Linked DNA regions of Homo sapiens: all the other regions are linked to region 1. Evidence: read pairs that join two places in POLR2A ChIA-PET (ENCODE). Cell type or tissue: OCI-LY7. All regions are shown on one strand. Region 1 overlaps RAB5C (RAB5C, member RAS oncogene family). Region 2 overlaps STAT5B (signal transducer and activator of transcription 5B). Region 3 overlaps STAT3 (signal transducer and activator of transcription 3).

The links. Peaks named below come from ENCODE experiments on the same cell type or tissue, not always from the same donor. Only the 100,000 strongest peaks of a DNase experiment are listed, where the experiment ranks them.
Region 2: POLR2A ChIA-PET joins it to region 1 with 25 read pairs; 2 of 35 experiments call an interaction of 5 or more read pairs at or near these places.
Region 3: POLR2A ChIA-PET joins it to region 1 with 15 read pairs; 8 of 35 experiments call an interaction of 5 or more read pairs at or near these places.

The regions. Positions count from the first base shown.
Region 1 is chr17:42,132,281-42,134,780 of GRCh38, forward strand. All of the region lies in intron 1 of RAB5C (RAB5C, member RAS oncogene family), which reads right to left. Among named protein-coding and RNA genes, the nearest start is that of HSPB9, 11 kb to the left of the region's middle. RefSeq lists enhancers at 973-1,022, 1,593-1,642. In OCI-LY7, no CTCF peak of the experiment used is centred here; a DNase peak (open chromatin) is centred at 1,311; H3K4me3 peaks cover 1,987 bases; H3K27ac peaks cover 2,500 bases.
Region 2 is chr17:42,231,599-42,234,098 of GRCh38, forward strand. STAT5B (signal transducer and activator of transcription 5B) reads right to left here. Exons shown (of 19, transcript NM_012448.4): 2 at 402-539. The coding sequence starts at 529. Among named protein-coding and RNA genes, the nearest start is that of GHDC, 38 kb to the left of the region's middle. In OCI-LY7, no CTCF peak of the experiment used is centred here; no DNase peak of the experiment used is centred here.
Region 3 is chr17:42,383,543-42,386,042 of GRCh38, forward strand. All of the region lies in intron 1 of STAT3 (signal transducer and activator of transcription 3), which reads right to left. Among named protein-coding and RNA genes, the nearest start is that of STAT3, 3.6 kb to the right of the region's middle. In OCI-LY7, no CTCF peak of the experiment used is centred here; no DNase peak of the experiment used is centred here.

The DNA.
Region 1 (2,500 bases):
AAAGAGGTTTGAAATGGGGCCCACCTCTTCCCCAAAAGTACAAGGAAGGAAGTACGGGGTGGTGGGTCTCAATTAGCAACCAGAAATACCATGTAAATATTTCAAAGTTATGTCATTTCAATTTTTCATAGTTTAAGACGCTTTCTCATTTCACCTCAGTCAATGAAGAGACAAGGTCTGTGCTTTCTGCTTCTTAGAGATGCCTTCCTCACAGTGCCTATGTGCATACTAGGAACTCAAAGAGTGCTGATGGAAGGAAATAATTTTTTTTTTTAAAGAAACAAGGTCTCACTGTGTTGCCCAGGCTAGAGTGCAGCGGTGTGATCACAGCTCACTGCAGCTTCCAAGATCCTACTGCCTCAGCCTCCAGCAGGTATACACCACCACACCCAGCTAATTAAAATTTTCTTTCTTTCTTTCTTTCTTTTTTTTTTGCAGAGATGGAGTCTCACTGTGTTGCCCAGGCTGGTCTCCAACTCCTGGCCTCAAGCAACCCTCCCGCCTCAGCTTCCCAATTGCACAACTATTATCTCCTTCAAGCTTTACGACAACCTCCATTTTTCAGATAGATAATTTAACATTCATATATTAAATGTCCTGCTCATGGTCACCCAGCCTACAGGTGACAGAACCCCCCAGACCCACCATAGACATGATGCCATCCTCCCTGCTGTGGAAGAACAATGGAGGCAGTGCCTGCCCTATGTTTGGTTTAGGGCTGCTAGGTGAATGAAACTCTCTTTTTTTGTGGCAGCAACTTTGCTGGTCCAGGAAGGTCTAGCTCTAGCTGGCTCTAGCAACAGTCACAGTAATCTTGCAGTTTCTGAGTGCCCTCAACAGTGGGAGGAGCCGCCCAGAGCCAGGCAGGGCGACAGCAACAGAGGGAAAACCACAGTGGAATTACAAGTTGGTTATTACCATGAATCCACGTGACACAGAGTCTTGGCTGAGCAATGGTCTGTGGCTGGGGCACTGGAGGAGGAGGTATGAATGGACTGGGAGATGGTAATAGAAAACCAAGTCTCTGATTCCAAAAAAACCAAAGCAGCTGGTGCTTAGGGTACCGAGCTGGGAAGTAACCAGCACCTACAGGTCGAGAAAAATACAGGTAACAGATCTAAGTCTTGTCACTACCAAACCACAGGGTTAGAGGAACAGAATGTGATTTTTAAAAACAAGCCAGAAGGGGAGACAAATAACTCTCCTGCAGTGGTTCTCAACGGTGTCTGTACATTGAAGTCATCTGTGCAGCCAGCCCCTCGAGATTCTCATGAAGGTTTGGCACAGAGCCCAGCATCTGCAGGTGAAGCACACCCACTGAAGCACAGCCAGGGCTAGAGCATCTGGCAGAGAGAGAGTGAGCACAGGCACTGGCTTTCGGCACCACAGATGTGACTGTCTCCTGCCACTTCTGAATCACTTTGTAGAAGCCACCTGAGCTGAGCCTCAGTGTTCTCATCACTAATATGGGGCACACCAGGGTTAATGGCAGTGTTTGCCAGCTGTCTCACACACATCATGTTGAGTAAACAGTAGCTAAGAGTACTGACAGGGTTATTTGTAACACTTTCTCCAAGACTGTTGGTGAACAGACTCTGGCCATCCCAATGAACTGAGACAGGCTCTCCCTGGCATGAACTAGCTGGTGACATGTTCTGCCTGGTCACTGATCCTGCCTTCCAGAGATACCTGAGCAGGCACACCCAGCACTTTTTACGGTCTGTTGCCTAGTGGTTTGCCTGGCCCTGCTTGGTGATCAAATGAGCAGTGGTGTCCAACCTTTGCAGTCAATAAAGCCCAAGGAAGCCAATTTTGCTAGGAAGGGCGCACGGAGATATGAGGGTGTCTAAGCCAGGGGAAGGCCAGACCGAGAGCCCCAGGAAGCATTATACCCTCTCCTCCCAAGCCTGGGAAACTGAAGACATGGCAGGTAGTAAAGGTGAATGCATTCACTGAGCTGTCCTGCCTCCCAGGGATGTGTGTCTTACTGGCAATCTTTCTTTTTGAACCCCTGGCAAAAATTATCCACTTGTGCAGTCAGGTGATGGAATTATAGCCAAAACTGACATAGTTTTCAAAGTCTTCTTTGAGACAAAAATCAAATTCTCCATAAGAGCTAAAGTTACAGTCAAAGTTGATTTTTTTAAATTAGCCAACGTGGTGGTACACGCCTGTAATCCCAGCTACTTGGGAGGCTGAGGCACAAGAATTGCCTGAACCCAGGAAGCAGAGATTGCAGTGAGCTGAGATCGCGCCATTGCACTCCAGCTTGGGGCAAAAGAGTAAGACTCTGTCTCAAAAAAAAGTTGACTTTTTTTCACAAGTACAATGGCCGTGCTGGAGCTTCAGATCTAGGGAGAAAGATTCTCCTTGCCATGGACCCACCATCCAAATCAGAACCCTGGCTTGTTCAGAGGCCACTAAGAACAAGCACCAGTCCCAACCTCATGTCTTCCACAGGAAAGGGGAGAGAATGTATAAGGACTTGGAGTCACACTAT
Region 2 (2,500 bases), 99 kb after region 1:
CCCAAAGTGTTGGGATTACAACACAATGTTGGGCTTTAATTTTTTTCATATAAATTCTACTACTTAGGACACTGCTAGGCATCCCATGGGCACTCGAAACATATTTGTTGGCTGCTCTTTCTTAGCAGTAATATTCTAATGCTTTTAGACAGTATTTACTATTAAAGGGGAACAAATCCTGTTTTAAAAATCCCAAGAGTTATTCCATCCCCTCAATCTAAGATGGGCTTAAATACCTTTCACCTATAAAAAGAAAAAAAATTTTAAATACCTTTTTATGGATCACATTTAAAAATGTTTAAAAATACAACTTTGAAAGTTGCCATCATGACATCTTTCTAAACAAACTCCAATATTCTTGTGTTTCACAAAATATGATGCAAACATCCTTGTTCACCTACCATGCTTGGCTTTCAATCCACTGGGATAAATAATGCCGCACCTCAATGGGAAAATGCTGGCCATATAACGCTTGCATCTGATGAAGGGCTTCTCCTTGGAGCTGCTGAGCTTGTATCCACACAGCCATGGTTTACAATCTGTTGAACAAACAATCAGTGCTTTGGGCGTTTTTTCTTTATTTTCCCCTTACATCCACCAGAGTAAATATTCACTTAGTTACCAAGGTAAATGTTTTTATTTTATTATTTATTTTTATTTTTATTTTTTTGAGACAGTCTCGCTCTGCCACCCAAGCTGGAGTGCAGTGGCACAATCTTGGCTCACTACAACCTCCGCCTCCCCGGTTCAAATGATTCTCCTGTCTCAGCCTCCTGAGTAGCTGGGATTACAGGGGCACACTACCATGCTTGGTTAATTTTTGTATTTTTAGTAGAGATGGGGTTTCACCGTGTTGGCCAGGCTGGTCTCGAACTCCTGACCTTAAGTGATCCTCCCACCTCAGCCTCCTAAAGTGCTGGGATTACAGGCGTGAGCCACCACGTTTGGCCAAAGTAAATGTTTTTAGCCCTTTTGGTAGACTAAAGACAATATTCTTGAACTGAATTTTAACTTTAAAATGTTTTCAAAATGTAGACACTCAGCCTGGCCATGGAAAGATACACAGCTGGGTCTATGAAGCTCTGACTATGAAATGTACTAAGGTCTTATAAGCAAAAGTACAAAAGGAGAATTAGGGAAAGAATTGCTAACTTTGACATCGTAGACATATTCTTTACTTTTGTTCAAAATTGTCAGCCATGGTAAGCAGCATTTCAACAGTAATAAATAATTAGCAGAGAGTTTTTTTTTTTTTTTTTTTGAGACAGAGTCTTGCTCTGTTGCCCAGACTGGAGGGCAGTGGCAAGATCTCGGCTCACTGCAACCTCTGCCTCCCGGGTTCAAGCAATTCTACTGCCTCAGCCTCCCAAGTAGCTGAGATTACAGGTGCCCGCCACCGCACCCAGCTAATTTTTGTATTTTCAGTAGAGATGGGGTTTCACCATGTTGGCCAGGATGGTCTCAAACTCCTGACCTCAAGTGATCCATCTCAGCTCCCAAAGGGCTGGGGTTATAGGTGTGAGCCACTGCGCCCAGCTGAGAGATTTTTTTTAAAAAATCACTTGTTTTAGATTTGGTATTTTGACTTCAGAAATATAATAAACATATGCCATTTTGAAAAAGCCCAGTAAAAGAAAAGTGAAAATATCTGAAGTGTTGATTGAACCCTATGCATTATCACTAGTTACCTAAGCAGCAATGCTTTGCACACAAAGAGCACAGATTTATCTGGAAAAATGCCCGAAGGTTCACCTCCTGAGTTACTGCTAAGGAATTTATGAAGCAATGTTGTTAAATTATAGCATTTACAAATCTTTCAGACACAAAAACAATACATTCCACCTAAGAGTTGGAAATATGAACCATTATACTCCAATAGCAGGTAGTTTCTTTTTTTTTTTTTTTAATTTGAGACGGAGTCTTGCTCTGTTGCCCAGGCTGGAGTGCCGTGACGCGATCTCAGCTCACTGCTAGCCCCGCCTCCCGGGTTCACGCCATTCTCCTGCCTCAGCCTCCCGAGTGGCTGGGACTACAGGCGCCCGCCACCACGCCCGGATAATTTTTTGTACTTTTAGCAGAGATGGGGTTTCACCGTGTTAGCCAGGATGGTCTCGATATCCTGACCTTGTGATCCGCCCACCTCAGCCTCCCAAAGTGCTGGAATTACAGGTGTGAGCCACTGCACCCAGCCGGTAGTTTCTTTTTTTAACATGCTCTTGATTTTTTAAAGAAAGGCTTTATAAAACTACCATGATGCCCCCCTCAGACTCACCTGACAATTTTTAACTCATCTGGCAGATGCTCTTTGAGTTTAACCAGATTAGGGCAGAAACATTTGGGTAGACTGGGAAGGGACTTCAGGTAACTCTAAGGACTGAAAATGAATCTTGCTCTAACACTATTTTCCATAATGTAGAGTTTGGTATAAGGCAGGGTTATCTTGAATTCCATCCCACATGATTTGGCTACTGATTTGCACAATTCTTCTAAGAACTAGGTT
Region 3 (2,500 bases), 250 kb after region 1:
AATTTACCACCAAAGGACCATGTGGCCATACTGACTAAAGCGCACTACACTTTACGCTTACGTCTTGTAAGCCAAGGTGTCTAACAAAGAGTATATAACCACCATATTAATTCTTTACACCATAATCAATAAGGGCTGGGCCAGCCCAGCAATGCCATCCTCCTGGATCTCACTGAGGCTGCTCCAGAACACCAGAAGTTCTTCAGGATTCGGGGATGTCCCTCAAGTACTCTTTCAGTGGTTTTTATAAATGACTCAAAAGTTATGGTGAAATTTTTAAGTGCCAAAGACATAAAATATGAGTGGTGGTTTGTATCCAATCAAAAATCCTCAAAAAACACTTCTGCACTTAAGCACACTATACTTTTTTCACCCAAAGTACCAAATCAAACTAGTCAGGATACCTACCTTTGTACAATGTCAGACTCCAGTTAATAACTCCCCTAGGGCAGAGGGCATATGCACTGATTTACTTTGTACAAATTAACCAGCATCAGGCAATCAGGCCTGTGCCTAACACATAGTAAGCACTCTATGATTAAACATCAGTGCTTCGGCTCCAAAGTTTTATTTATTTATTTATTTATTTATTTTTTTTTTTTTTGAGACGGAGTCTCGCTCTGTCGCCCAGGCTGGAGTGCAGTGGTGCGATATCGGCTCACTGCAAGCTCCGCCTCCCGAGTTCACGCTCTTCTCCTGCCTCAGCCTCCCGAGTAGCTGGGACTACAGACGCCCGCCACAACGCCCGGCTACTTTTTTTTGTATTTTTAGTAGAGATGGGGTTTCACCGTGTTAGCCAGGATGGTCTCGATCTCCTGGCCTCGTGATCCGCGCGTCTGGGCCTCCCAAAGTGCTGGGATTACAGGCGTGAGCCACCGCGCCCGGCGCCCCGAAAGTTTTAAAAGCTTCCCCTACAAAAGAACAGAACTGAAATTCCTTGGTCCTGTATTCAATGTCTTTTGTAAGTAATCACTTCTCCCCTACTTACCCTCCTAGTCTACCGGGCTACCAGGAATTTTTTTTTTTTTTGGAGACAGGGTCTCACTCTGTCACCCAGGCTGGAGTGCGGTGGCGGGATCACGGCTCACTGCAGCCTTAACCCCCGGGGCTTGGGTGATCCTCCCACCTTAGTCTCACCAGTAGCTGGGACTACAGGTCCACGCCACCAGGCCTGGCTAATTTTTTTTATTTTTAGGGGAGAGGGAGTTTTACCACGTTGCCCAAGCTGGTCTCAAACTCCTGGGCTCAAGCAATCCTCCTGCCTCAGCCTCCCAAAGTGCTGGGATTACAGGCATAAACCACCGCAAATTCTTTACACCTATCAAATTCCACCCATTATTTGGGACCCAGTTGAAATCCCTCTTTGGCAAAAAGACTTTCTAGACAACTCCAGGCCTCATAACCTCTCCTTTCTCTGAAGATCTGTAGCATTCAGCCTAGCACTGTCCAATAGAACGTTCTATGATAACAGAAAAGTTCTACATCTGTACTGTATGTTCTTTTATGTAGAACAGCTACCTTGTTAGCACAAGTGTAAAGTCTCACCATCTCTTTGATGACAACATGTTACATTGGATGGTTAAAACATTTATCAGCTCCCCCAGTAGACTGCAATTTCTGTGAACAAGATACAACTTATTCTTCATAGCAACTCTGACAAAGTTGCAAAAGGTATATATATGTTGGCCAGGCAAGGTGGTTCACGCCTGTAATCCCAGCACTTTGGGAGGCTGAGGTGGGCAGATCTCTTGAGGTCAGGAGTTTGAGACCAGCCTGGTCAATATAGTGAAACCTTATCTCTACTAAAAATACAAAAATTAGCCGGGCGTAGTGGCGGGCACCTGTAATCCCAGCTACTCAGGAGGCTGAGGTGCGAGAATCACTTGAACCCGGGAGGAGGAGGTTGCAGTGAGCCACGATCATGCCACTGCACTCCAGCCTGGGTGATAGAGTGCAACTCCAACTCAAAAAAAAAAAAAAAAAAGTATATATTTGTTGATTTGCACATCACCTAAGAAAACCATAAGCTAAGAAGGTTTGGACTCAGGCGTCTGGAAAGTTGGTCACCACCTCTACCCCACCTCATATCTGAATGTCAAGAGACACGTAGAGGCAGAGAAGTTAAAGCAACTTTCTAGAGACAGAAATGACCACTGATCAAGCCACAATGCACTCTGGTTTAAATGACATTTAGGTCATGACTGTCCTTAATCTAAAACAAACCTAGATTAGTATTTCTTTTCATTAGTAAATAGCTAAATTCTGATGGTAAATTATGCTGACCAAAAACAGTTCCTCACTTCCCAAGTTAGACATAGCAATTAGAAAAATAATCTAAGCAAGCTCCATTTGTATTTCTTTTTTCACCTGTTTATTGAATATTTACCTCCCATGAAGTCTTTCAGCCTATTGGTGGTATTTTACTGTTCAGATATATGTTAGAATTTCACTGATACTTACTGGGCGCGGTGGCTCACACCTGTAATCCCAGCACTTTGGG